Regions from separate parts of the Homo sapiens genome. Here region 2 is linked to region 1. The links are chromatin loops, found by intact Hi-C in ENCODE. Cell type or tissue: IMR-90. All regions are shown on one strand. Links, peaks and the distances in the headings refer to the core of each region. The heading gives the core; the rest is flanking DNA. Region 1 overlaps NALF1 (NALCN channel auxiliary factor 1). Region 2 has its middle 130 kb from the start of LIG4.

The links. Peaks named below come from ENCODE experiments on the same cell type or tissue, not always from the same donor. Only the 100,000 strongest peaks of a DNase experiment are listed, where the experiment ranks them.
Region 2: it touches region 1 in a loop (9-fold over the local background); 5 of 110 quality-filtered maps call a loop at or near these places.

What each region holds. Positions count from the first base shown.
Region 1 is chr13:107,205,374-107,220,922 of GRCh38, reverse strand. NALF1 (NALCN channel auxiliary factor 1) reads left to right here. Exons shown (of 3, transcript NM_001080396.3): 2 at 10,168-10,339. Among named protein-coding and RNA genes, the nearest start is that of SNORD31B, 110 kb to the left of the region's middle. In IMR-90, for the core only: a CTCF peak has its summit at 9,732 (motif pointing left); DNase peaks (open chromatin) are centred at 9,682 and 10,902.
Region 2 is chr13:108,079,833-108,095,381 of GRCh38, reverse strand. No RefSeq gene overlaps it. Among named protein-coding and RNA genes, the nearest start is that of LIG4, 130 kb to the left of the region's middle. In IMR-90, for the core only: a CTCF peak has its summit at 8,500 (motif pointing right); no DNase peak of the experiment used is centred there; H3K27me3 peaks cover 309 bases.

The DNA of each region.
Region 1 (15,549 bases), core at 4,991-12,990:
TCCTTCCTTCCCTTGCTGTCTTCCTCCCATGCTCTGCCCTTCCTCCCTCTCTTTCTCATATCAGAAGCACACTAACCTCCACCCCACTCCTCTCTCTGACATGCCCATCTCACTCCCTCACATGCCGTCCTCTTCTCTTCTCCAGAAACCCTCAGCCCCCATTGACTTCTGCTCCCTCCACACGGAGGTGCACTGACGGGAGCATTCACAGTGGGATTCATCTTACCCTGGCTCCTCAAATTTTACAGCACTATTTCTGATGCCAGGGAAAATGTCTTATGATGAAATTTTTAACCTGCCCTACACCTCTGCTCCCCAAGGCACCTATCTACTGTCAGACTCCAAAGTTGGCTCTCAGTGAAAAATGTGGGATTAACAGACAGATTGGATGGTACCTAGGCAGCCAGTCCTCTGTTTCATGGTAACAGGCTACAAGTCTGTATTTCAATTAGAATACTGAAGTGTTCACTCTGACTTTTTAAATATGTAAATTCTAATAGAATCACTGGCATTTTTCTGACAGTAATGCAGACCAGGTTTAAATAGGCAACATGTTTAAAGAACCACGTGACACAATTCTACTCCATTCCCAGGGTGCCGGTTGGCTCTTAATTTACAAAAGGGGTTTGCATTCATACCTTTCCCAGCTTCTCACTAGCAGGACACATTAAGATAATGCAGAAAACAACAAAGATAGTGTGGTGTTAGCTGCTGTTTCTTGAGGAGCAAATGCAATGACAAAATCAGAAATGCTGGCATCTGTGGGAAAAACAAAGAATGCAAAGAGCCTGCTCCACTGAGGAACAGCAGATTTTCTTTGAGCAAAAGCAGATTATTCTTGTTTCAATTATAATTTTTGTGACTGTGACATTGGTAAAGTAGGGTGGCAATCATGCACTCTTGGTACACAAGTGACCTGACAATATGGCCAAGAAGTAAAACTTTTAGATACATACCAAAAGCATTATATATTCTAGTTCTATAATGTGCACAGCTATGTAAAAGTATCAGATTCTTAGATAACTAACTATAGTTTATTATGTCACATTTTCCATCCTTTACTTTGGATTATATGACAAAGTTATGCATTAACTTTCTTCAGACTCTTTTTTTTGCCCATTTCTACTAAGTGAGGCTGTTACAGTAAGTTCCTTTCTCTTTGGTTTTATGAAGAAACGAATACATCTGCATTTTATAGTGAATTTACTGATTACTTATTATAGCTCTACTCAGTGCGTTGGTATTATTGGTATTTTCTAAATAGATTGTAGATTATGGAAGATAACATTCATTTATTAATCATCAAGTGCTCCATGAAATCTTATATGAGTTCTGGAAAAGAAGGAAAGCCTAACACATTCTCTCTTCTCCTATCCTTGGTGAATATATTATCCCTTTATATCCTTAGATTAGTTTCAGATTTCTTATTTAAGACTCAATTCCATTTCCCTTTCTTTAGAAGACTGATTTCCCACTTTTTAAACCCTTTTCAACATTCTCAACTCACTCAAGATGTGGAGCCCAAAATTGAATTTATATTGAAGTGTTCACTTGCTGCCTTTTTAGAGATATAAATTTTAATAGGATCACTGGCACTTTTGTGACAGTCCATACAGGCCAGGTTAAATAAGTGGTATGTTTAGAGGACATGTAATACTCTGCACTTCTAAGGCATTGCTTGTTGGCTGAGAGTCCACAAAAGGTGCTTTCATTTACTACGGGCCCATTCCGACTCTAGATAAGGCTATTGAGTTATATCCATCCACGGCCAACACTCAGAAGTAGTCTTATGGAGTGACTTTCTTCTTTTTTGATGCCCACAGCAGAGCTCCCACCATCTTCGTCACTAACATGATAATCCGGTGAAGGCAGCTTGTTAAAAGAGATCTTCCTTCACACCAAAGGAAACGCTTCCTTATTTACTGTGAAGTTAATTCACTGGTTATTATCATCGTTAATATTCATTTCTGGATATATAATAGAACTGTTCTGGAAAGGTATGAATTAGTATAACCTCTCTGCTCAACACTTTTTGCCACAATCCCAGCCAAAGTAGTGTGTCCGTTTAAATAACAGCTATAAAATATACTTTGCCCTCTGAAGCTCTGTGGCCTTCCATGAGCTCAGAACAATAAACCACACCATTCCCCATCTTTGTGTGACAATCTTTCTCAGCTTGCAACCCAATCCCATATTGTGCTTTAGGACCTGAACCATGGGGTCTTTTTGGAAGGAGAGGTTCACTTCATGAAGTGGACTTTTAAAAATTTATTTCTTTAGTTTTTGTTTGTTTGTTTGTTTTGTTTGTTTTTGTTTTCGGCCTTCAATAACGGCCACTGGGTTGGTCATATGAAAAGGGATTCTTAGGATTTAATATGTTGGGGGCTCATCAGGGTTCCTGGTTTGAGTCTCTGCTCTGGGCAGGATCTCAGGGCCAGGTGGACTGGCTCTCACGCTAACCAATCGCGGGGCATCATTATGCAAGCCCAAAGGCCATGTTACTAGTTTCCAGTGGGCATTCCACTGACGGTAAATTTCTGCCAGATACATCCAGGGCACTGGGGATACAAGAAGGCACAAAGCTTGGCCTTCATTCCAAGAGCATAGGGTCTGGGAAGGAGGCAGACGAGAAGACAGCATCACATGTACTGAACTGCCGAAGAAGAGCTCATTGCAGGGTCTAGAGGGAATGCAGGAAAGGCTTCCAAGTGAGGTCACACAGGATGGACAGGAATTAATAGGCTGAGGGATTCGTGAGGGAGGTGGAAGGAAGAGCCTGGTGCAGAGCCACCGAGGGCACGCTGCACATCGAGTGACCTGCTTGTCACTCCTGTGGCCAGAGAGCAGAGTGCCGGGTGGGAGTGGGCAGAGATGAGTCTCGACTGCTCAGCAGGGCAAGGTCGCAGAGCTGTGAATCGGTTAGGAGCTTTGAACATTCTCCTGGGTGTTGCTGTGGGATGGGGTGGGGTGCTGAATTATTAAAAATGAAGTAGTGGAATAATCTGGAATAATCAAATTAATTTTCTATAGATTGCTCTAACTGCAGCATGAAGCAGGAGTTCACAACTGAAGGCACAAGGGTAGGCTCCACGGGGTATATCCAAGGCAGAAATCCAAGTGAGAGATGCTGATGGCGCGAGCAGCACTGGTGTCAGTAGAAATCAAGAGATTTGGGCAGACATAGAGCTATTGAGGAAGCAGGCTCACAGGGCGTGGTGATTGAAGAGCTGTGGAGCGTGGAAGAGGCACCCGGATGACCCCCAGGTTTCTCACCTGCTTCCCTCCGAAAAGAAGAGGCCGAATTCCACTTTAGAGTTTGTAGTGCTTGAGGTATTGAAACAGAGTGAGAGAGGGAGAGAAAGAGAGAGACAGAGAAAGAGAGAGAGAGATCAGCATTGGTAATGAAGATTTAGGCTTCACTATTTTAAAGACTACAATTGAATCACGAGGATGGACGGTTGCCCAGAAAGAATGTGTAGAAACAAGCTTGGAACAGAAGCCGGAGGGATACTAACATTTTGGGGAATGGCAGGGAAAACAAACAAACAACAGCAACAGCAAACAAATGAAGATGGAGAAGGAGGGGCAGAGGACTAAGAGGGACACCAGGATAAAACAAGTCCCAGTGGCATTTCCGGAAGCTGTTCAATCAACCATGATCAGGGCTGGCAAGAGGTCAAATAAGACAACAACTGATTTTCCAGCTGGATTTGTCAGCAGAGGGGCCAAGGAGCTTGGAAAGAACAATCTCAGTGGAGTGGTTCGAGCTGAGGCCAAATCATAGTGAGATGAAGTGAAAGATAAAACAAGGAAGATATTGACTGTTACATGAGACGTTTATTAATGAGGAAGAGAGAAAAAGAGAAAACTAAGTTGCCTCTGTGTCATAGTTAGGACACGTTTTCCTTTGCATAACGCTGGAGACATATTGACAAATGCTTCTTAGGTTTCCCTTTTTTCCTAAGCCCTGTGCAGATTATCTCTGGATGGGCACATTCTCTATTTGCGAAAGCACAGCCGAGTTGATCTGCTTTTCACCTTCTGTACAATCATATGTCTGGGCAGCTCCGTGGTGCCATACCCTGATTGGCCAACTGGGCTTGCGTTGGCCCTGTGATGTTCAGACTGATTCCCTCTCCTGTATAAATGGAGTCTGGGATGCTGGCGTGGATGGGCACTGCAGGAGCCTCATTTTGGTGTTGAGAATGGTTTGGGTGGACTGGGAAATGTGGGACAGAGCCAACAAGCTCAGGAGGCCCTGAAATGCAAGGGAATAGACCAAGTGTGATGACAGGATTCAAAAAGTGGGTCACCACCAGAAAACAGGAAGACATTTGCGTTTTACTTCAGGAAATGGAGCCAAGACAAAGCCCTAGAAGGCAAGGGGTGCTGATGTCATAAGACCCCCCACAAGGGATCAAGAAGCTCAGAGCGCTGCTTACCGCCCATCCTTAAGCTTACTTCACAGACTCAGCTCAGCCTCAAGCAGTGGGGCCTTTCTTGTTTCCCTTTCAGAATATATCACGATTTCCAATTTCTAGGTGCAATGTGCTTTCACCAGACACTGACACAGACATAGCAGAAAGCAGACATTCAGACATAGGAACGTGAAAATTTATTTTGAGTTTCACCCTCACTTAAAACTGTAGCAACATGCGTTATGCGTCAAAGTGCATTAGCCTGAGGCGGTTGCTGTCGCAGACTAATGCTTACATAACCAATTATTTCACCCACACATACCCAAAACTCAGGCCGCTAGCGGGGTTAGAGCTGGCAGAAATGGATCTAATAAAATGTATCAACAAATGCTACAAATGTGAAAGGAAAGTTAGTCCTTACTAATAAGTGGGGGAAAAGGGAGAGCAGCTGCTTAGCCTCTTGATTTGAAGCTGACAACCATTTTTAATATCTGACATTTTTCTTTGTGATAAAATATATAGCCAACATGATATTTTTTCAGCAGGCTAACATATATTTACATTAGCAATCTTCTACCTTGCTCTAAAATAGAGAGATGGATTTTGGAGATGGGGGTAATATATATTTAAAAAGTAATGAGAAGCTGACCTTCTGCTGGAAAAATATTAATCATAGGGCATTTTTTGAAAGGTTCTGCACAGATTAGCTATCTTCAAATGGAATGCCCAGAACCAAGAGAGGACATGAGGACACCACACAAGCACACCTGCCAGCTGTCTATATGGCACCATTGTTAACCATGGTGATCCTGGTCCCGTGTAGTATTTCTATTCACAAATGCATGGGCTACTTCAGGATTGTCCAGATTTGCATGTAACGCATTTCTTTCTAGAGTTCGTGGCTTCACATCACTCCCCGTAATCAGGAAGCAAAGTACTCCCCCTCGGTCTGTCTCCGGAGGCTGTGCCGTTATAACCAAAGCTTTAAAAAAAAAAAATCTTCATTAAGAGTGTGAAAATGAGTTTGCTAGATGAGCTCTCTTGGGTTCTCCTTGGTCTCTTCAGCCTTTGCTCTCCCTGATCACCTCTTCAAACAGGCCTGTGTGACCAAGGGATTCTCAGCTGAGAATCCAAACACAGGGTAGATGTGGACGTAGGTCTGGAGGTAGAGGGTGGGGGCTCATACAGCCCACTCTGCAGAACTGCAAGTGAGTTTCAAAATGAAGTGACTTGCAAAAAAGAAAAAAAGAAAAAGGATATGTTCGGAATGAATAATACTCAAGTGATACCTTCCGAATAACATGGAGTGTAATTTCAACAGCCGCCCAGGGGCCCTACCTTGCTCAGCTGTCATCTGCATCTTTCTAGACCCCACTTCCGACGTTAACAGAGGCTCAGCTAGGTGGTCTCTAAGGCTTTCCACCCTGGAATGTCTCACCTTAGTGACTCCAGAGACCCCGACGTATCCAATGCTCCCTTCACTTTCTGTCCTCTCAGAAGAGTTCCTGTTACAAGAGTTCCCACTGAAAAAAACTATGGACTGGGCTGTGGAGAGAGTTGAATTCCACTTATTTGATGCCTAATTTCCCTGTATACGTTTCCTTATTTGTAAAACATTTCCCAAACAAGTCTCAAGGGCTTTATGAGGAAAGATAGCAAGAGAGAAAATGCTTCAGGGGAAAAAGAGAAAAATCGATTCAAGTATTAAGTAAAAATGATGCTGTCATTTGGACCATTTTTCTAGTGTAGTCTGCTCCTCTTGCAGACAGCACCTTGAGAACACTGTATGGTGGGCAGCTGTCCAGCAAAGATTGTGACAGTCAATAAGTCATTTCCAGAGGACACAGTGGAGGAGCGTGGGGGCGGTGGGCCATTTGAAATACCCTTTCAGAGCATAATTTCCTGACAAATCAAGCTGCTTCTTGGGTAGATGGAGGCACTGGCCATCAAGGGGAAGAGTGGGTGGATGTCGGCGAGCCATTACTCTGTCACCAGAGACCTCGCACACATTTTTATTCCTTCCCACAGTTATTCTTTCGTTTCATATAATTATTTATACTCTGCAGTGACACATAGAAAAGCAATTTACCTAATATTTCTCTCTATAGGAGAAGGCCAAGCCATTATAAAAAAGATTTCTAGACTTCTTTGTACTCCATAGTTCTTATGAAATAAGACAAATATACTCATTTTTCATGATGTGCTTTTGTTTGAAGTTCTTTATTACTTTTAAGATTTAGTCAATTTGTTCTTCTAGCCCGGTGCCACCACAAAACATCCTTTTCAACCCCTTCCTGCAAAAACTTCTAGAAAGACGTTGGGAAGTGTCTTGGAGCCATGGCCTTCTCTCACCTTCCTAACATAGGAATCTTCCTCATCGTGTTTTGACAAGAGGTATTGAAAGTCTATTGGAATTTTTCTAGCTCTAGAGAACTCGGCACATTTGAAGATAGCTCATTGTATTTCTATGCATCTCTTCTGGCAGGAAAGCTCGTCTTTATATCACGCTGGTAGCTACCTGTTTGTTTTTTCTCTTGTCTTTGTTTTGTGATTCCACAATTTATTGTTTAAATCCATCGTCATTGGCACCTGGCCGTTTCTCAGACACGAGATAACTGTAAGAACCTCACCCCTCGTTTGCTCTTAGCCGCAGTATATTCTCAGGTATTCTCCGTTCTTCACATAACACAGTTTTCAGGTGTTTACTAACGTGCTATTTCACTTTTCAAGTAATCATTTTCAAGATTCTAGAAGAATTTTTGTTTACTTCCCATGCGAACTTTTACCAGTTTATTCTGAAATATTTTTAGCAAATGTGCTGTATGCTTTGCCTCTTTTATTGTAAACACATCTACACAGAGAAGATAAAGACTTTAGTTATGTAACATCTGCTTCTCATCCTTAATCTCTTAAGTAGCAATAAAATATTTCTCCTCCGTCCTTCGGATTTCGATTCAGCTCACATGGTTTCCCCCACTTGTTTTCTGATGTATCTTACCCCTAGAGCTAAAATTTTAGAAAATATTTAATACTCAAATGAGGAATATTCATTGCACACTCAAAGCCCAGGAGGTAGCTCATAACGGATGCCACCGTGGAGCCTGGCCGGAGAGGTCGTCATAGCTCAGTGTATAAGGTCTGGGATTCTGCCGGCGGCTTTGCAAATGATGCTCGATCACTTTTCTTCATAACTAACTACTACCTGATACTTAAAAAAAAATGCTGTGATCTCTTACTAGTTTCTTTTTCTTTTCTTTTTTTTTTTTTTTTTTTTGAGTTAAAAAAAAATCTGCAAAGGAAATATAGCGGAAATAGAATTTAAGGAGCCAGAATAAAAATGGATATGTTCCCATCGGGCAATGCTGAGGAAAGTGGTTGCAAAGAGGATGGCTAGATCTGAAGAGACTCCAATACTGGACGCCCCACCGTCTGCGAGAGAGGAGACGTTGTTTCTTAAGACTTTATGGCTGCAGGATGCGATTCCCTATTCAGAACCCATTTTAACTGGAATAACGGTGGAAAGGCAACGTGTGAGGGAGCGGTGGGAATGGGGACCCCAATTTGGCCAATGAAAACATGAGCCACTTTCTGGCATTACATAGGGCACTCCTTAAAGAAAAACAGGCAACTCTAGACTTTAGAATCCCAGAAATGTGCGGAAAGCAAGCTGTCCTCATAATGGAATGTTATTTTTTGAACTGCAGGTATAAGCCTATCCTGCTTCCTCTAGTACCTGAGAAAGGTTATTAAGCCCAGGAATCAGAGGATACATGGCTCATTCCTATACTACAGCTTAGTTTACATAATAAATGTCATGTCATATTACGTATCATGTCATATTACACAAACGTCAATGTCTATGGCATTTTGACAAACGTTTTCAACTTCCCCATGGTTTGGTTAAGAAATCATTTCACTTTTTCTTCTGAAGCTGGTGCTTCCAGCCTCTTGCTGCCGGCACCACCTCCACCTTCACCTGTCCCCCTGAGGCAGCCTCTTGCTGTCCTCCTGGGGCACACAGCCACAGCCCACCTCCGTTTCCCAGTTGGCATAAGAATTCTTAGAGGTTTCTTCGGCTATTGTAACGTTTTCTTCTAGTGCAGTTTTTCAGTGTACACTGTTACGAGAAGACTCATTCAAAAGACCTATAAGAATTCTAATTATTTGTAGGTTTTACTAACAAGTTACATGGTGATTGTGAGCCATTGATGACTGGCAAAGAAAAATTACTTTTGGCCATTTAAAAGTGTATCTCACTTTGATATTTATCTCATTTTACCTCTACCAAGTCACCTTGATCACAGAATAAAGCGTCATTTTGATCAACCTAATGTTATGAATAAAAAAATACAATCCTCCTTCTACCAAATAGATATTGACCCGGGGCATGGAAGGCCATGCTGATTTTAGGTTCATCTGCAAACTCCCTTGTGATTTCATAAGTGCTTTAAAAGTAGTTTTCAGATTAAATATAGGATAACTATTAGGAACACAGTCTTTGGAGCCCTACAGAACATGGGTTTGAAGTCTGGATTTTCCATTTCCATTACCTAATAGTACTATTACTTAATATTATTCCTGTTCAAAATGTGAGTAATAGTTATGGTCAAAAGTGCATGCTGAGAATCACATGGAAAAAAAAGTTTACAGCTTACTTAGAAAAGAGTATAAAGTTGATAAATACCAGCTATTATTCTTGTTATTATTAGGTATTTATAATCTCTTAGGCTACCTTTAACTGCTGCGCCTCCATTTTTCTAGGTAAAATATAACCGGCAAAATGTTACTTGGATAATATTAACCCTAGAAATAGATAAGTAAAAGCCATTAGTGCCAAGGACCTGGAGAATAACTGAATTTCAGTAACCTGTACTGCAAATTGGTACATCTGCCATTGTTGTATTTGAATTTAAGATCAGCTTATTCCTTCGTGTCAGAAAAAGGCAATTTTTTCAATGTTTGTTTTCCCAAATAGCCACCAAAACAAAGAGATGAATGAAGTCCCAGTCCTTTCACATTTGATGAAATTACATAAATACGTAGCAAACATTGATGTGGCTTGCACATCATCCAGAAGGTTGAAGCTGTGGCTCTGATGAGGCTTCCCTCCTACTCCCAACCACACCACAGCATATGATGTCTGCTCTATGTCGGGTGTTTCTGGGCTTTCAGACAGTGAGATTTTTAATGCATTTGGTGTGAGTCATGAATGTAAATGTCCATATCTGCCTGTTCTCTGCCTCTCAAAGTCCAAGATCTAAACAGCAGTTTCCCAACCCCTGCTGGGCCATCTTTATAAAGTGCTTCGCGCCATCTAGCGTCCTATGGAGGCATAGACGTGGGACTCCGTGTGGAGGGAACTGGCTCATCAGCCACGTTGCAAGTAACTACAGCACAGAAGAGCAATAGAGTCAATTATTTATTTTACTTTAGATATCGCTGAATTTTGAAAAATTAACTTCCTGCTTAAATCCACTGATTTTCAAATAAGCCACATAAAATTAAAGGTCAAAATACCTTTTACATTCTATTAGGGATGCAATCAAATACTGTTTTGCTTTTATTGCGGAGACTTTCGTTGCTGTGTTTTTATCACTTGCAGCTGTCGTTGTGTAAATACGCTTTCTCACAATGAGGGCTCTCTTAGGATCCACTTGAAACCACAGCACGCTTGCACGCTTCTCACAGTGCCTCTATCACTGTAACTGTTGTCACGCCTCTATATTTTTCATTCTTCTCTTTTTTTCAGATTGTCTACAAAGCCTGGCTCTGTTCCCAGTATTTTGAAGTCACACAGTTTAACTGCAGAAAGACAATTCCTTGCAAGCAATACTGTTTGGAGGTTCAGACGAGGTGTCCATTTATATTGCCCGACAATGATGAAGTCATCTACGGAGGCCTCTCCAGTTTCATCTGTACAGGTACAGTGCCGGGTGGGAGTCTGTACACCAGTCTCCGGTGGTTTTGCTTTCTTGTGTGATGTTTGTTTGCTTTGCTGTTTCCTTTCACTGATATAACCTTGAAGATGCGGCTGGTAGTTTTCCGCACTTTCACTAATAGAAGCACCGAAAGCTCCCCTCAACAGGTCTGGAAATGATTCAGCTTCTGTACCACATGGTCTATCTGTAACTGAGACCACAGTTATTCACTGTGTGAAAGAAGAAATCTGATGGCAAAATATTAGCAATCATTAGATATACTTACATGTGACCTAGTATAGGTTAGATTCAGCCTGCATTGCCTTTGAATTCCATAAGAACAGGAGATGTGCTAAGGCCAGTGAAATAATGCTTTTCAAATTAGTCAGAAGTTTATGTTCTCTTGCCTATTTTCTTTTATTTTATTTTCTGAGAATTTTTATGTTACTTTATCTGTAAAAAGTATTAAGAGCATTAAAAATATCTGCCTAAATTGTACGTGTGTGTGTGTGTGTGTCTATTAGAGCCACACAACAAGTCTATCCATTAAACGATGTTTACTTCTTTCAGCAAATGAGTCAGACTGGGCAAAACACCAATATCAGCACTCCTTTTCTGGATATTTATAAGCATTACATAATTTAGACAGAATAAGATATAAAGAGCAAGAGCCTTTTTTTAAAAAATAAAAAGATAATTAAATGGTGAGAACAAGATACTTTGCCAGGGTGGTGTGATAATCCGAGTGGTGGCTCTGCATTCTCTTCTATAACAATAATGCTATAAGGCGTCCCTGGAATTACGTGGCTCAAGCTGTAGCACGTTTTGTTTTCAAGTGTAAGGATAAAACACCATCATATGTGTAGAGACACATGAAAATGCTCTTCTGACATTAGACTTGCCAAACTCCTCTAAAACAGAGTAGCATATTAAGATGCTCAACATGAGAATTTATCAAATTATTTCAGCATCGCTTATTTACATACGTATTCATTAGCCACAGTGTTCTAAGTGATAAGCTATCAAGAGATAGTCTGCCAAAGCTCGCCCTAAGAACTGGATGAGTATTTCTTTCTTTTTTTTTTTTTGAGATGGAGTCTCGCTCTGTGTCACCCAGGCTGGTGTGATCTCGGCTCACTTTAAGCTCCGCCTCCGGGGTTCAAGTGATTCTCATGCCTCAGCCTCCCGAGTAGCTGAGATTACAGGCGTGCACCACCACACCTGGCTAATTTTTGTATTTTTAGTAGAGACGGTGTTTCACCGTGTTGGCCAGGCTGGTCTCCAACTCCTGACCTCAAGTGATCCACCCTCCTTGGCCTCCCAAAAGTGTTGGAATTACAGGCGTGAGCCACTGTGCCCAGCCTGGATTAGTATTTCTTATGCTGCCCAAGCTTGTGGAAAGAACACGTGACTGAAGGTCAGGAGCATTGGCCTTCATCCTGTTTCTATTGTACATTCTCTCAGAGGCACCACCCCTTCACTAGTAAATTAGAAAGTGCAATGGCCAAACCCTCCCCCATGTGGATATGCTGCAAGGATTACAGATAAGAGAGAAGGGCAAGTTATGTCATTGACCAGCCATAGCCGTTGCACACGAGAAAGTGAAATGCAGAATGATTTCACAGGCCTGTGTGTTATTCTACTGACTTGATGCTCAAGTCATTTTTTATGTAGCTCCTCTCTGCTGGAGGGGGAGGAGGGGGAGGAAGGAGGGAAGAGGGAAAGAAGGAATAAGGGAAGGAGGGAAGGAGGATATCAATATCTTCTTGCTTTGAGTTTGAGACAAAATTCACCAGACACAGGCTATTAATTCATATTGAATTTTGCATACAACATTCCACAAATAACCATGAAGATAAGGCCTTCATTTTTTTTTTCTTGTGGGACAATGAGGTGTCTGTGACATGAGGACTTCAGAGAAGCTATTCGATTTTTATGTACAGGTTGTGTTTATGCATTTACACTCACATTGGCTTTTGTCCTAGAGAAGAACAATAGTTTTTGAACCAAGTTCTCAAAGTAGACAAAAAACCCAAATGAAGGGCGAGGTGTTTGCGTTTATCTTCTTTTTCCTACATGTATCTGTATTTGTGAATCTGAAATATATGTTTGAATGTTCACCCACTTCCTCCATACACATTCAGAATGCCAGGGTAGAATTAAATCTCTCACTTCACAACATGGGCAGAGAATCCAGTCTGCAGTTTTAATTGTTTTCGAGTTTGGTAAAAACAGCTTCTTCATAGACATAGCTACGTCATTAAGGAAAAGTGGCAGGAAAAGAGAGATTTATCAGATCCAGAGAAAAGTGCCATCTCCGTGAGAGGCCCCCTAGGATAATCTCATCACTGAACATTTGGAAACCTAAGAACAGTAGTTCTTATGTCACTTTCAGTTGGGTTAATGTTCATTTTATGTTTAAATTGCTCGAAAATATATGGAATAAATTCTGAGGTTATTTCACCCTGAAGTTCTGTAAAACAATCTGACAGAAAAAGATAATAATTTTCATATTGATCTTCTTTTCTAAGGTGTGACCTGTGCCTCTTTGAAGAATTCTCATTCATGTTGATAACTAGCAGCCATCATTTCCCATCATCGGTTACAGGTGTCCCTTAAGAGTGCACTGCTGAGGCCAGATGCAGTGGCTCATGCCTGTAATCCACACAATTTTGGTAGGCTGAGATAGGAGAATTGCTTGAAGCCAGGGGTTTGAGGACAGTCTGGACAACGTAGCAAGACCCTGCCTCTACAAAAAATTAAAAATAAAAGAACTAGCCAGACACAGTTATGTGCACCTGTAGTCGCAGCTATTTGGAAGGCAGAGACAGGATTGCTTGAGCTCAGGTGCTGGAGATTGCAGTGAGCTGTGATCCTGCCACTGCACTCCAGCCTGGGCAGCATAGCGAGACCCTGTCTCAAATGAAAAAGAAAATGAAAGAGTGCACTGCTGGACCTGAGCAAGGAGATTTCTACTCCTGTCCATCACAGCTGCCTGCCCGTTGCTTATAAGAGTCCCAGACATGGGCCCCAGAATGGGTTTCATCTTGGATGATGTTAGAATAGAGGACAGCTCCCAGAGGACCACTGGCTAAACTGTGGAGTGGCTTGTCATGCGTCTAAGGAAACTAGTAAGACATATGTGCATATAATTTGTTCCCAGATTTTAAGTTGCACATTTTTGGATGTCCGTCTCCTACAAATGTACACGGATTTTTAAATAGTTTACATTATAAATAAGTTTGCAAGTAAATGTGAGCCATTTACATTCTGTTTTTTTTCTCTGAAAACAGAATAATAAAAAGACCAGTGTAGTTATAGCATCATTTAATCTCATACAAAATATTTTAATAAATATATCAAAGTTTAAGGGAAAAAAGAAATGGGAAGGGAGATGGTATGCCCAGAATAAAATAAAAAAATGAGAGTAGGTTATGAAACCAAGTAAAATGCAGTAACTTCATCAAAAAGAATTCACCAAGTAAGGTGACCTTCCTCTTGCCTCCAGCAATTTTTCTTTTTGAAAAAAATCATCAAGCATTTGATTTCCACTCTAGATGTTAAAATGCAATCATTTCTCACTAAGAATTAAAGGAATAGGTGGAGTTTCCTTCAAATTCAACAGATTTAATTATAATGGTTTTCCTACTATTTGAACTGCATCCAATTCACAGCTTCCAGAAGGACGGAGAATTCCCTCTAGGATATCGAGGATTCTTCACTTACTTTTCTTATTGACCTCAAAAAAAAGTATTCTGTAAGCACGTAACTGCACATGGCCTGATGACAGATACTGTCCATGTGAGCATCAGTTTTCTTCAAGGTGCTTCTCCTTAGTGACAAACCAGTGGCATGGTGATTCCTTTTCTTAGCGTTCTCTGTACCCAGAATCTTAGAGATCTCAAGTTCTTCCTGTCATTGTCCTATTGGCTATATACTGATACCTAGGATTCCTATTATTCACAAAAAAGGGAATATCACCCCTTGGAATCAATGAACAATTTCTGTAAATGATCAGGAGTTATTTACCATTTTGGTCACACTTACTAAATTCAGTATCTCGTGCATCATTTCTTTATGGTGCTCACATCACCATGTACCAAATTTGAAAGTTTTAAATGTATATATTTTTGATCATCTGCTACCTATGATCCTTTAGTAAGCCAGGAACTTACTTTAAAAAATGAAATATCTGAGAATGCATGTCCATTACTATAGAATGCTTTTGATTGAGGATGTTACAGAAGGTCATGACCAAATGTTCTAACCACGGATCTTGATGACAAGCGCATCCCCGTGCATATGTTTAATTCCAATTCTGTCTTAGGAGATAAAAGGAAAGACACTTTGCCTGAGATTTCTCTTGAATTTTTTTCTATTAAAGAATAAAACTGACACGTGACTAAAGAAATGTTTTAAAAATTAATTGGAAAGAAATTCTGAGGTGCTGTCAGGGTGAAACATGTCATTTAATGTTAGGCATTATTGAGCTAAAATTTGTCAAGGTGGGTTCTGTTGGGTTTGCAAGCTCAGTTCGCATAATGCAGTGCTATTTTAGAAACTCAGTTGCTTCATCTTTAAAGTGAGGGGGTGGAAGTCGTTTTTGGATTCTACGATGTCAACCCGTCATCGTGGTAATTACGTGGGCTTCCCTCTCCACACTCCCTCGCCTCATTCCAGAGTCCCCTGGAGAAATCCTTGATTGCTTACCTTTAACAGTGAACCAAGCTGAAGAAAACAGAGGCAGCAGAGGAGCACAGGCTGTGGGTGCTATGGTAACAAACATTAAGAAAATTATCATTTGATTGATAGATAAAATAGACCAGCCATGATTTACTGCTCTCTTACAGAGGGAAATTATTGAAGGAATAAAAGTAAAAGTTGGTCTGCTGGGGGTTACTGACAATGGAGATAAAACATATTTTAAGAATTCTATGTAAATTCTGCATTCCATTTTTTTTCTTTTTCTTTCTTTTTGAGCTGTGACAGGAATAAGGTTATGTTTCTGTCTCTGGGGAAAATACTGTGGGCTGCTGTTGTTCCTTACTTGACAGGCGGTTGAGGCTGCAATGGGAGATGGGCGCCCCCTGGTGGCGACTCTGCGCGCCTGCAGAGAGTCTGAAAGGACGTTCACTGCCTGCAGGCAACGGAAGGGAATAACCTGAGGGGAGGAAATGCATTGATCTACATATTGATCACATTCGAAGGATTTT
Region 2 (15,549 bases), core at 3,824-11,823, 880 kb before region 1:
AACATGGCACTTGACATTTTTATGTATGAATAAGTGACTCCGGGTGAAATATGGCTGCAGAGGTTAGATACTGCCTTTTCTGCTGAAAACAACACAAAAGCAAAAAGGAGAATGAGAAAAACAGACCTCTACTCCTGTCAAGACCACAGATCTCAAAACATTTTTAAGAGCTGCTAAAAGCAGCTAAGATTGGGCAGAAGCCACAGGAAGAGATTGAAAGCAGAACAAAGAAGAGTTCAGAAAGCCTAAGAAAAAGCACGTTTCCTGAAGATGAAGGACTCACCTGAAGTTCACATGCTATGCCTCTTCCTTATGCCAATGGAAATCAAACCTAAAATGAGCAGAGCTAGGAGAAAATGTTCTCCTAAGCCTTGTTTAGTTCAGTGGTACTGCGGAGATGGGCCGTACTAACTCACCGAGGTAAACTATAGTGGCTGGAGGCATCTATTTTGGCAGAGCTATTTCAGCACCATGACACCTGTTCTCTCACCGGATGCTTTTTCCCCAATAATCTTTAGGAGGGCCCAAGGAGAAAGTGGGGCTGAAATGTCTGTTAGGAAGTTATTACTACTTGAACAATGAATAGTGACTGTCATCCACAAATCAGATACCTCACTCAACTTCCTTGACAAGAGGCCTGGAAGGATTAGGGGAAAGATTTTTCTCTTGAAAACCAAAACAGTGGGAAATTATCAACACCTATAATAATTATCATTACTCTGATTTTACTATACTACTTTATTGCTTGAACAATAAACAGTGACTGTCATCCGCAAATCAGATACCTCACTCAGCCTCCTTGACAAGAGTCCTGGAAGGATTGGGGGAAAGATTTTTCTCTTGAAATCCAAAACAGTGGGAAATTATCAACCCCTATAATAATTATCATTACTCTTATTTTACTATACTACTTTATTGCTATTAAAATTATCCAAGTATATATTTTTCTTAAATCATGAGGAAAAGGGAACTATTATATATTGAAAGCCTACTATAGTCAAAATACTTTCATATGTCTCATTTAATTTTCATTCAACTTCATCTATATTATGATAAAAATGTATAAGCAAGTTTTACTTATAAAAATTCTAATCAAGTGCTAATGCAAGAATTGAACCTGTGGCTTCTGCTCCTGAAATGCTTTATTAATCATACTTTTTTGTTTCCTTCTAAACAGTGTGAATGAGTGGAGGTAAGGAAAGTCTTAATAACATAATATTTAATGAAAACTAAAATGATATTATTTAAAAATTACTCTATTATGTTATATACCACCAAGAAAGAAAAGGCACTGCCAATTAAACTGTGATATGGAGAGCTTGCATGTCCATGACAGAAAGCACCTGATTATCAGTGATATTAAATGCTACTATGCATCTATCACAGATGCTAAAATGTAAAAACAAGGATTAGAATTGATGAAAATTAGAAAATTAAAACTTGAAAAATAAATTCCACCGTTTTATAATTGTGACAAACAATTGGACTTGAGTTAAATTTGATTGTAAAAATGGTGTGACTCAGTCTAGCCTTTTGATAATAACCACTCAAAGGATAGTTTATTGCTGGTTGCTAATATCTAGTGTGACTCAGTTTTGGTTAACACTTCAAAGTGGTTGTGTCATTTTTGTTTGTGTATGATAAGAATGAAATAAAAGTTAAACATATAATTCTCTTTTATCAATTACACATTTCCAGATATGGAAGGGTGCTTAAAGCTAAATTCCCACTGCCAGCCAATGTATTTTGAAATTTTGTGGTTCTTGATTTTTGACTCAATCACCTACTATTAAGTTTCTTTTTGTTTACTAAGTTAACCTGACGCATTTTTACTTATAGCTTTCCAAAAATAATCAATAAAACACTTATGCTTGAGTCAAGAATAAGGATCTTTGTTAAAATAGCAACTACCAGAATATATATTTCGGGCATGGGAATGAATATACTTTATTCAAATTTTCATGATATAAGCAAGAGAAGAGATGTCTACGGAGGAAAATCAGGAGTTTCCATTTACATAATTTATTAAATTCTCTACGAATATCTCATAAAATAGGAAAATAATTAGTGAATTACTCTTGATTTTTTTGTTTGAACATTAAATATCTATGCCATTTTGCAATTGATATTGCCCAAAAAACCTACCTTTTTCTTTTAAAGAACATTTATGCTTATCCCATGGTTTGGAAAATGCAGCGTTTAAAGAAAACTGTGTAGTTTTCTTGATAATAGTCATAAATTAATTTCTGAGGAACAAGAATTTTTAATCACTTTCTTCTTCATCTGGTATCACCTCTCTAAAAAGAATCACAGAAGGAGAGTTTTAACTATCTCTGGGATTTAGAATTATATTTAAATAAACTTAATTTTAACATTATTTGCTGTTAAGGTGTATTAGGTTTAATAAATGCAGTCCCTAATACATAGAACATATAATCGTTATAAAATAGTCTTTCCTTTAAGATAACCTTGACTCCACGGATATTTTTAAAGGACACTAATATATTATAAAGCAGGCTGTGTAAAGAAACTAAGGGTTATTCCAGGTGGTAGCACTTTAAAATAACATACAACTCCTATCTGTTGTCTGTCTGTCTGTCTGTCTGTCTGTCTGTCTATCTACCTATCTATCCATCCAGCTATCTTCCTCCATCCATATGCCAACAGAACCTTGTTCTCAAAAGAGCTAGATTTTATCTAGCATAAATTGTGTAAAAGGGGGTTTGTCTCAATTACACTGCTAACTCTTTTAAAATTTTTTTTCTTTTTTTCCTACATTACTCTCATCAACTTGGTAACATTCTGCTTCCTCTACCTGTATGAGCAGAAGGGGGATGGAGGGCAGGCCACACACCCAACAGTGCCATCCAAGCTTCCATGTGTCTTGGGCTCTACCGCAGTGGCAGAAAGAGCAAGGAGATTCCTCAGAGAAAGTTAAAATAGCAGTGGAGAAAAAATTTTAATGTATGACCCATATAATAGCCTCTGTATTTTAAGAGAAGCAACTTAAAATCTTAATTCCTTCACTCAAGTTGTTTAAATATATTTGCACCTGCAGGCATTTTTATATGAGAGAGATGAATTCGATATTTAATGAGTAACTATTTTGCAAAGGGTAGTTTGTGAACAAGAAAATATGTCTTTGGTGGCTATTTTCATTCAAAAAGGTTAAGACAGCTTTTTTGAGTTTTATGGAAAACATGGAATACGTTTATAACAGACTCATTATATTTATTACAATATTAATTGTAAAAATTTATACAATAATGTTAGTATCTAGGCATCATTTGCTAGTGGAAACAAATAATTAGTTCTAAAAACTTGTCGTTCAGCAGGCCACCAGGAGAGGCAAGGTGAGCTACCCAACTCTCAGGCAGCAGGCATTCATCATTGACTTGCACAGCCCTTAAGCATCCTTCTAATGCCTGTATTGCTCAAAATGTTAAAGTAGGATCCAGAATCTTTTATTTCTTTTTCTATTTTCTGAAACGACTATATTTGATATTTTTGAAAGACATTTCTTAGATCTTTATATGTAAGTCTCTAATGACTTCCCACCATGGTGAACTGAGATCATTCTCCTCCAGAACTTTAGCCTCTCCATTTTCGTTTTTAAGCAAAGACCAGAGTCTGAACTGCAGAATAAATACTATTTCTTATTTTATATCAGGCAACTTTTCTTCCTTATGTGAACCCTCAGGTAATGAGCTCTCTATTCTGCTTTACACTCTGAAATGTCTGCGTAGAAGAGATGGTGACTCTTCATCCCCATGTACCTGGGAAGTGTTCTACTGGAACGAAAATTCTGCCTCAAAGCTGTGTTAACCTCGCAGTAACATGAGTGCAGAAGAAAATTCCTATTCCTATGTCTGTCAGGTTTTCTCCTTTCCAAATGCAAAGGGAACTATTGGAACACTCAATGATTCTCATACTTATGCATTAAAACCTGACTACCTTTGATACGAACACTTAGGGTATACATGTTTTCTCAGAATCTGTTAGGTATCCTAAATTTGAAACCTATTATTGGCAATAGACAATAGTGCTATCAGGGGAAAAGAAGGAAGACAGAGCATATAGAAGAAAAGGAAACAAAGACTTAAAGAAAGGAAGAAAATGGATGTAAAATATGAGTGTACCCAGAACATCAGTCAATCCAAGTCTGTTGTCCAAAGCCTTCCACAAGTTAATGTCACGCTCAAGTGAAAGATACCTCCTCTCTGGAGAAGTTTAATAAGTCCCCAGATATTCACATCCCAAAAAAATGTATCACTATTTATGGCCATTTTTGAAAATGTGCATTTAATCCACATTTATGAGAAAGGTAAACTTGGAGTAATTTTCATCTATTGCGATTACTGATGTATTGATTTATTTTCACATTTTTTCTTGTGATTTATTCTGTTTTTCCCCTTTTACCCCATTTCTTCTTTCAAATTAATTGAGGGTTTGTTGTTTATTTGTTTAGTTTTCACATTTCATTTTTCACCTATTAGTATGAAGGTTATACTCTCCTTGTTATTTTTTAACTAGTTACCATAGGTGGTATAACATGCCTATTTAATTAAAATTATGAAAATTAACCTCCGTAGAAATAACAGACAACATTAACTCCTTTCACCTTTTCTCACATTCTTGTTAATTTTGTCCGGTATCTTGGTTCTATATTGCCTATTTTTTAATCACAAATTAGAAATTACTATGATTGCTTTAGTGATTCCATAAATTCCCAGATTTACTCACCCATTTTCTAACATTTTTGCTTTCTATTCTTTTCTGTATCTCAGATTTGCTCTCTAGAGTAATTTCACTTCTCTCTGAATTTTACCTTCTATGATTTCTTTTAGGAAAGATTGGCAGTAGATTTCATCGTTATTTGTCTTTATTTTACCCTTGTCCTTGAAAGACATTTTCACACAGTTTAGAATTTAGTGATTTTTGTCCACACTTCAGATGTTCAGTTTTGCTTAGAATATTCTCATCACTGACTGCCCATCATGCATCTACAATCTCAGCCTCGTTCATTTCAGGAGACCCTTACAGAATGGCCTTTTAAAAACATCTTCCTAAGTTCTAGGTAAAATATTTGAAAAGAAATTGCAAGATTATGCACTTAGATAATTGTACTCAGTGAATCTTTTTTGTTATAATTTTTGACTCCTGCAAATACCAGACCCTGAGAGAAGTGATTTCATTTTTATATAGTTTTTCTGCTAAAAATGCATCAACTACTTAAAGATGTGTATTAGTTTCCTAGGGCTGTGGTAATAAATTACTACAAACAGGTTAGCTTCAAACAAGAGAAATGTATTATCTCTCTCAGTTCTGGAGGCTAGAAGTACAAAAGAAACCAAAGCATGAGCAGAACCTCAGTGCCCCTGAAGGCTCCAAGAAAGTGTCCTTCCTTGCCTCTCCTGGTTTCTTGTGGCTCCAAGTGTTCCTTCATTTGGGACTGCATGACTTCAGTTTCTACTTCACACTGTCTTCTTCTTATGTCTCAGCATCTCTTCCTTCCTGTCTCTTATAAAGGCCCATGCTAATCCAGGATGACCTCATCTTAAGATCCTTACCTTAATTACACCTATAAAGACTGTCATTCCAAATAGGGTCACATTCTGAGGTCCCGAGCAGATAGGCCTTTTGGTGGCCACACTTCAAGCCACCACAAGATGCCTCTGCATTTGAAGAAAACTTTGTAGAAAAACTGTGCTTGAGAATACATTCAATTTTGGAATTTTAGAGTAAAATTATAAAATGTGGCAGTAGAAAAACTAGACTTTTAACTAGGATTTAGGGTTTTCTAGCTTTTTAATAAATTTCTTAATTTTGTTAATGAAACGTTGAAATAAGTGATACATTGTACCAACTCATGGGGACTCAGCTGACAGACTTTGCTGTTCTCTCATCTACGTGGCTTCTGGAGTCAGCACTCAGGATGACATGAGCCCATTGTTACCTTTTGTGTGATAATTACATCTTTTAGGCATTGCCAGATTTGGCTGGTGTGCAGATCTCCATTCTAGATCTATAACTTGCAAGGATACTTGAAACCATTAAGAAATTGTTGTACTTTCTAGAGAAGTTATGTTAAATACAGTTCCAAAGATTCCGTTTCCTATAGAGAACACTATGGGAGAATAAGATGAAACAGAGTTTTGAAAGCTGCTGGAGTCAAACTTTTTCCAACTCTTGTGATCTCCTTCTATTATAAGGAATTTTGGTGAATGCAGTCTGGGAAGTATGTGTTGTCAACCTTCTCTCTTCTATCATTTCTCAGCAGAGTGGAGTCATCCTTAAACTGTCATCTCTCTTTTATAGAGTTGAAACAATTATGAAAGAACGTGTAGGTTTCACGTGATTTTGTCACAGTCAGCATGCCACTGGACATGTCCAGAGTTAAAACCATTAAAGTGAATTTAATGCTTGTGAAAGTTGCTGATGTAGGGAAGACCATGTTTTATTTTGTTTTGTTATTTTTAATTCACTTGTCTGTATAGAGAGCATCAGATTCTCTTTTTTTATTTTTGACAATTGATTTTACTTATAAAGGGGTTAACTGCTTGAGCTCCAAGAAAATTATCCTTTTTTTAATGCCAACAAAACCACTTATAGAATTCGTATACAGAACTCGAAAGGCTCTTAACTCATTCATTTGTATTACATGTACAGTAGGTCTAGGCTATCTTATGAACAGAATGTGTTAGGTTCAGAGAGTTGATTCAAAGGCTATATGGCTGCATTTTAAGCAAATAACTGAGTGGACTTTCCCCCCGTGTGTAGTTCCCTTCTGAAGACATTCTGGCATGTGGCCCCTCTATTTGATAGCCCCTCAAGGGACTTTCAAGTGTCTAGATTGTTTAAAAGTATGTGCCCATTTATAGAAGTGACTTAGGCCTTCCTTCAATCATTTCATATCTTACAAATAAATATACTAAAAAGTTGCCTTTGTGCCTAATTTGGGGGAAAATATACAGAATAGAATACAGAATAGATATATAATAGAATTTTATATCCAGAAAATATCCTAAAGATGATCTAGCTCTAGTTCAGACACTCTGCATGTTCACCCAAGGGCAGCGTTCACCATTCTGCTCATCATATATAATATGATGCTGGTCTTGAGCCAGACTGTTTATGCACTGAAGCAAAGACAAAGTTCCAAGATGCCATCCCACTGAGAAGGTCCCTTTCAAATGCTACCCTGGGAGGCATTAACAGTATTTCTTAATACCAATAGTAATCAGAAAAGCTATAAAACTTAAAACTAGCCACTGTTGGTTATCTCGTCCTCCCAGGAATAGCAGAAACGCTGTTAAGAGAATTCTTGAGAGTCCTCTGAGCTCATCTGATATCCCTGGCAAGCCTGTGGAAGTCAGCTATTTTCAGCCCATGTTTCAAACCCTTCTGCCAGAGTGCCAGCCCTGGCCCCAGAGTTAGGATACAGAAATATACAACTCTAAGAATGTTTTTCTCTTCAAATCAAGGGAGATATTAAACTCTGTAGGGCAGATTTAAAGCATTCAGCAGAAGGGCTTTTATATACAAACACTAACCCGTAGGAGTCTTGGATAGAATAATCCATTGGGGTTTTAAAAGTCAGATGAAAAATCTGAACCTTAAATGCTGAGTTAGACTTCATCTACCAGGGGAACTAATCTAAAATCTCTCTGATTTCTTCAGTTAGAATCTATCTTGTCTGTTTTTACAGGAAAGAACACTGAACCATTCAGTAGAATACAGAGGATCCTACAGGGAACTCAAGCTAACATAAAATATTGCACCTGTCTCTAAAATACTTAAATGACTATTTACAGATCAGAAAATTGAAAACAATAAACAAAGCAGGAAGTAGTCTCTCTCTATATATATACACAAGGGTCTTGGGTCATTTTTGCTGAGACCCTGGAACAGGGGTAAATTGCAATCAGATTGTGGACTGGCATCAGAATGGCAAGATTGGTAAAAAGAAACAGACACAGCCAATATAAATTGAGGATGGGAGCAGTGGAGACCAGGATCAAGTTGCTGAAGCAATGGGCTTGAACATAACGTATCTGCCTTCTCTTGATTGTCCCTATTCTTCAGGAGTCTGTGTCAAAGGCTGTGAGCTCCAGCAGCCTCCCCAGAGGTAATAACGATGTAGTGGTTGGTGGTGGCTACACTCAGGTAGACCACAGGTTGTGTCTTATGAAGACTCCATACCCCTTCTGGTAACAAACAAGCCTTTGTGTAGAACTGTTTTCCCATGGCTTAGAAAGTTCTGACTCTTTTCTCTCTCTTGCACCAGAGTGGGGAAAAACTGGGAAAAGCTCACAAAAGTTTGCCTGGGGTACAGTAAGTAGCCAGTGGATTAGCACTGACCCAAGCAGGGCCAATCAAAATGCTCCGAGGTCATTGCTGGAACCATCAAGAGGAATGTGATTTTGATTTCCTTGGGCTTGTCAGCCAGAAGAATGAAGAGAGCAGGAACTTCTTGTCTCCATCTTGGCCACCACTTGAGGGCAGCCTTCTGGAGAACAAGACTGGTTCAACTTCTGGGTCCCACGGAGCTCCTGGACTGCCAGCTACATGTCATGAAATTTGCTTTACTTTGTGAATATGTCATCTGAAACTAAAGGAGCCCTAACTCAGAAAATTAAAACAGCTTTATTCACAACAGCTACATAACCTTGATATTCACTTTACCTTCTATGTTTCATGCAACTTCCTCTTCTTTAACTAGTTTGCTACTAGTTTTGAGGAAAGATTTCTGCTTTGCTCCTATCGTCTGGCTATGATGTGACCATTGACCCTGTCCTATATTTAAATCTAAATCTGTATGCCAAGTGTCTTAAGTTTTCTTAATAAAAGGAAATGGACTAAAACTTTATGATGTGAATTAATTAACATAATAACATGGAGAAATCAGTCTGATCATTCCCACTCTTAAAAGTGGTCATTCATATATATCCTGATTGCATACCACCCACATAACATTTATACTTCTTAGCTCCCTTGTACAAGAATTTATAAGTGTCTCATTAATAACATAAACAACAAGGAAAATCAAGGGAACACCCAAACACTATTTCATAAAAGCACAATGAGTTGCAAGAATGCTATACAAACAGACTTGAAGAATGCAAGTTTATTTTTTACCTCTGGAGTGGTTAAGTGTTTTCTCATTTTAGAACCATTAAATACAAAATAATAACACAGACTTGTTGGAAATGTGATATCGTGTAAAGCAAAGCCACACAATATCAAAAATAACCTCTTGAAAGAACCAGCTGTCACAAAACTGAATAACAAAAGCCAATTGATAAAACCCAGTTGATTAGCTAAATGCAATGATTTCTTAGGGCTTATTTCACTGTTGGTTTGCAACAAATCATTTGTCAATCATAATGCCCTTTGCCATAATTATTCCTAGTCCCCATCCCTAGTTCCAAATCAGGACCACTGATGGACAGAATTTATAGCTCACTTCATTTTGTAAAATATTTATGGTGAGACCATGTGAGACCTTCAGGGCTTTGAAGGAAAAGTTGCATAATGCTTTTCTTTTCTTTCTTTTCTTTTTTTTTTTTTTTTGGATGTTTCTTTTGGTCTTTGCCAAACTCAAGTTTACAAACACAAATGGTCACTTTGCATAAGGCATTGCATTGGCTGCGTCAAACAAACCTGAACAAAAATAGCCTCTGCTCACAGGAAGTCTGTGATTTGATTGAGAAGAGATATACAGTATAATGCAAACTGTTATCCACACACATATATTCCACACACTGTTTAAGGAACACCCTGGACTGACATTTCAATACTGTGAGAGTTTCCATATAAATCTGGGTTTGCAACTTCTGTTGACTCCCATTGTAAGCGACCCTTAGTGTCAGTGGAGAAATTGACGCAAGATTTTTTTCTCCTTAGCTCAGCCAGGGCTGGGTTCTTGTTTCATTGCCAGGAAGAAATGGGCACATGGACATCAAAGAGTGACTGGAGTAGAATTTATTAAGCGAAAAGGAAAGTTCTCAGCAAAGACAGGGGTCCTGAAAGCAGGTTCCCGGTTGCCCCCTTTACAGTAGAATGCCAGGGCTTTTTTATATATAAGCTGATGGGGCTGGGTTCCCTATTTGTGTAAGGTGTGAATTCTTGGTAGCTCCACCCCATTCCCCCAGTGTACATGTGGGCCCTTAGTCCACTGTGGGCATATTTAGGCAAGCCCCCTTTGCAAGTTGCCTTATGTGAAGAAAACATCCGGTACAAGCACCTGAGAGGTGGGGCGGAGGCTCTCCAGGGGCCCTCCCTTTGCAGTGTGCCTGAAGCAAGCTGGCTAACTCCTTTCAAAATCCTGAATGTTCCAGATGCAAGGCCTCTCACTGGCAGTCTTGTAGTCCCCAGAGGGCATGCTCCAGGCTGCGTTGTGTTTCTATGACAAGACTGTAGAGCTTATGACAATCATTTAAGAGGTTCAAATGAGTTTCTCCAATTCAAGATCATGGGACAAAAGCATATAGAACCTCTTGTTATAAATAAAGTCTTGGTGCCACAAAAGAAATAGCACTTGAATATAAAATTTTCTTTTTAATTCTCAGCAAGGCAATGTACTTCTATAGAAGGGTGCACCCTTACAGATGGAGCAATTGTGAGCGCACACTTGGATGAGGGAGGGGAAGGCGTTCTTGTCCCTGACGCACATGGCCCCTGCTGCAGTGTAGTTCCCCTATTGGCTAGGGTTAGACTGTACAGGCTAAACTAATTCCAACTGGCTAATTTAAAGAGAGTGACGGGGTGAGTGGTTTGGCAGGAAAAATGGTTATGACAGAGCAGTTAATCGGAATGAGTCAGGGTGGAGCAGGTAATCGAAAATGGTTGCTTTATGAGGAAGTTAAGTTTAAAAGTAGAAGGCAAAGAATTGAACATACTGACATATTGATTCTTTGAAGAGAAATTTAGAACTCATATCTAACACTCTTACTGAGGCTTTGATTTATTTCAACTTGTTTTCACAGTATTAGGCACAAAGAACAAATGTAAAAATACAGGAGTTGAAGGTATCACCTGAGTTGTTAAGAGGGTAAGTTTATGTTATGTGGATGTGAGTTTGTTTTTTTTTTAACTACAATTTAAAAATATATGTGGTTATATATATCACCTTGGGCACAGCTAATTACACATGGCAAATTATATAAACATTTTTTATTTGACAAGTAAAAAATTGTATATATTTATGGCGTACAACATGATGTTTTGATGTATGTATAAGTTGTGGAACGGCTTAACCAAGCTATTTAACATATGTACAAATTATGACATCATAAATACAAAATGTTGGGGAGTGTGGAGTAAACAGCACAGAATTATTTTGTGTGATAAAAGTTAAGGTGTCATCAGCTTAAAATAGATTGCTATAACTTTAAGATATTTTATGTAAGCCTAATGGAATCTATAAACCAGAAAGCTATAGTAGTTATAAGTATTAGTTTTAAAGTACTCATGTGATCTTAATTGGTAGCCCTAGCACAGAAAGAAATGGCTAGGGTTAAAACAACAGGTTATTTTTGGCAGGCGACATTATTGCTCAAAATTAGAGAGTAGGAATATGGATAAGCACATACTTGCAACCTTATTTCTAAGTTCAATAAAATAATGAAATTAATTGGAGATACTAAACTGTCATAACCTCTTTAGTTCTCAATCATTTTGACAGCTTCCCATCACACAGGAACTTTGCCAAGAACCTTTGACTAATTCTTTTTTCCAAATTACTTTGACTTAGAATGCCTGTTTCTTCATGACGTCTGAACATCAGTCTTTTTTTTCTTTTGCATCTTAAGTACTTAGCTCTTATGGGACATTGCAAAAAGCATTTGCAAATGACCAAGTATTTTAAAGTTAAGTTTCAAGCTTAATTTTCTTTCATATTAAGTAAATTAGTGAACCAATGAAAAAGCCCCTTTTATCAGATATTCTTTTTATGCCTACCAACCAGCCCTGGGAAAATGGTCTATGGGTTGAAAAATGCTATATATGCCATGCTAGACGTGCAGCTCACATTCCTAGGATCTTTTGAAACTCAAGTAATGAGAGAACAAAAGTCCTGCCAAGCATAAATTGCCACTGTAAATGAAGAATGCTTCTATTCACATTAAAATGACTCATTATTGAGGTTCTGTTCTGCTATGATTTACCTACCTGTGTTTAAACCCGACTCTGGGAAAGAACAATGGCATTTTCCTCTTAAAATAAACAAGTTTCTCAGAGCTGACCAGCTGACCATCTTCCTCTTGCTTTTTACTTTGCATTACAGTATCTGGATTTCCTTTAAAATTTTCTAGGTGACTTAAGGATTCTATTAGAATGGTGACAATAAATTGAAATGTAGTAGAGAAAGCAGTCCATATTTTGAGGGCCTTTTGGGCCATATTGTTGATTGATGAGGTATATTGACATTAAAATAAAAAAAAGTTTTGGTAGCAATATAGAGAAAACAATAGTGCAAATAAATGGCTTTTTACTTTTTGTTTCGTATTTCCTTATTCTCGCTTGCTTGCTTGTTTGCTTGCATTTTTGCTTGCTTTCTTTCTTACCTTCCTTCTTTTTTTTTTTTTTTTTTTTTTTTTTGCGGGGTTGAGGGGGCAGTATTGGCAGGAAATAAACCCTATGCTTTAGGAGAAGTAAGTAGTTCCACCTCTGGAATGGAGAGTAACTACATATGCTCTTTGAAATTCCTCTGTAATGAAGTTTTGCCTCTGGTTACCCATTTACCTGTCTTAGTATAAACGCCTGTGGTTTGTTTTTTTTTTTTTTTTTAAGTACTTTTCTATATAAACTCATTTTACATTGTTTTTTTTTTTTGTTGCTTAAATTGTTTCAGCTTTGTCCATTGGGAGCTGTTTCAGATTGGCTCTTGTGTTCTTTTGACGCAGCCCTGTCTTTTTGTTTGTTTGGTTGGTTTTCAGCCTTTACTTTATGGGATTCCAAAATACTCTGGGGTCATCTTATACTTTCCCTGCCCCACCCCTCCATCAGCCATTTCTCCAAGGTGTCTTCGTTCCTTTTTCGTAGAGAATGATATTTAGAAACCAAGAACTGGTTGCTGAGTATATCCACTATACTGAGCATAGCTGCCTCTAGGGTCTCTCAGCAGACAGAGCTAGGAAATAGATGCATGCTTTCTAACCTATGCATACACACATATCCATAATTATTTCTGCATTTATCATATATACGTATAAAAGTAAACCTGAGTTCATATTGATGTCTCTGAATCTGATCTTGTGCCACACTGTTTAATACAGCCTTCTCCTCCTTGCTTTACTACAGCTTCTTTCTCCGACAGTAAAAAAAAAAAAAAAAAAAAAAAAAAGTCGAATCTCATTATTAGTATTTTTTTAACTAATAGAAACTTAATGGATCTCTGCAATAGTTTGAAAGAATAGAACTTATGTTTATGCAAATTCTGCCAATTATCCCAGAGACTGGCCTATGAGATCATAACCATCAAGTCATCTCATCTCAGGACTTAATGTGTCTAGTTCCTTTAAATGTAACTTATAGGGCATAGCATCCAATTCCTTTGCCAAACACATTGCAATAGTGCTACTATTTGGTGCTTAGAAATAGGGGGAAAATATAATTGTGCTTGATACTTGGTCCACTGTTTAATGCCTGTGACCTTGGGAAAGTTATTTAACTTCTCCAACATGCAATGTCTTCATCTATGAAATGGGCTTAGTATCAAACTTCTCTAAAAGTTCTGATAGAATTATCTGTAAAGCTATCTAAAATATACAGCACAAAGCTTGGCAGATATTTAACACATGTTGACTCTACTTACAATTTTTGAAATATTAATGCATAGTAAAGTAATATCTTTCTTATTACACACATTATTTTGAATTAAAATAAACATTGCAATAACCAAAAATACTTCTAATTTGGAAATCCTTACTAAACATATCTCCATTTCTTGCCTAATGTTTCTTACATTTCTATACAGTAATTATCAATACTATTCATATTTATACGAGAGGCAAGGTCCTACAAGATGTTGGTGACTTTGTTAATCATCAGAAAAAAAAATTATCATAGTTTATATAGACTTAATGAAAGTTATTTATTGCACAATATTTCCAAATGGTTTTTAAAAAAAAAATATTTAAAGACTTATGGGCAATATAGAAGAATGGTTCAAATAATTGCTGGATATCCTTTACAGAATCCTCAAATATTAATATTTTACTGCATTTAAAAATTTTTTCTCAATTATTTTAGAGGCAAGAATAATGTTTCTTTGTTTGTAAATACTCCAGTGAATATTTCCTAATAATGGACAATCTAGCATACTTTGTCCTGTTTCATTTATTTATTTTTTGTATGAGAAATAACATTAACTTCAGAGACAGAAAAACTGCTTAAGTGGATAACTAAAATGGCTGTGACTATTATCTTGGGAAAATTACATTACCTCTCATAGGTAAAATAAAGTAGATAAAGATGATTACTAACTCTTCTTTCAGAACTAAGACAGTAATGATAATGATGGTGATCATGATAGTGATGATAATAAAAAGGCAATATTACGAGATATTAATAGTTGGTCAGTAAGATCATTAAAAGAGCCATACAAATTACTATTAGGACAAAACAGTACTAGTTAATATCTGTAGTTAATAGTGAATCAATAACCTTTCTGTAAAGAAGAGCTTATTGTTTTTGATAATGCTGAAATAATGATAATGTTTGTTTTATATACAAATTAAATACCAAGTGTTTCTTTAAATGAACCTTACACACTTCGATTAGTATTTTTCCTGAACCACCATATTTTAAAATCCTGCTTCAATTCCTCCTTTCCATTTTAGTTAGAGTTTTAAAATTTTTGCTAGACATAATAAAAATCTTATGTAACTGTTGCTGATATAGTGGCACATTTTCTTTTTCAAACTAGGATACTAACATATGAATTTGGAGTGTGCTAGCAGCTCATGACTCTTTGTTTTCCAGAAGGCATTAGCATTCTTAAACAGGGTATGTATTAATCATGGCTTATACTTTTTTTTTTAATGTCAAAGAGAGAGCAGTGTCTCATTTACCAAACAGCAAGCTAAACGCACATCCCAGGCCTGACACTTGAGGAAGCTCAGCCTGTCCATTGGTTGAGAGTAGTTAGTGGTGGGTGGTTTGGCACTTTTGGCCCTGTCACTACCTCAGTTGGAATTTGGAGACATGGGTGCTGCTCTTCATTTTTTAAGAAATTTCCCAGATTTTGAAGATGGAAAATTTGCTCTATTCTTACACAGTGAGTCCAGGTGTAAAAATGTCACTTCTTGGCCGGGCATAGTGGCTCACACCTGTAATTCCCAACACTTTGGGAGGCCAAAGAGGGCAGACCACGAGGTCAAGAGTTGAGACCAGCCTGGCCAACATAGTGAAACCCCATCTCTACTAAAAATACAAAAAAATTAGCCAGACGTGGTGGTAGGCACCTGTAATCACAGCTACTAGGGAGGCTGAGGCAGGAGAATCAGTTGAACCCAGGAGGTGGAGGTTGCAGTGAGCCAAGATCGT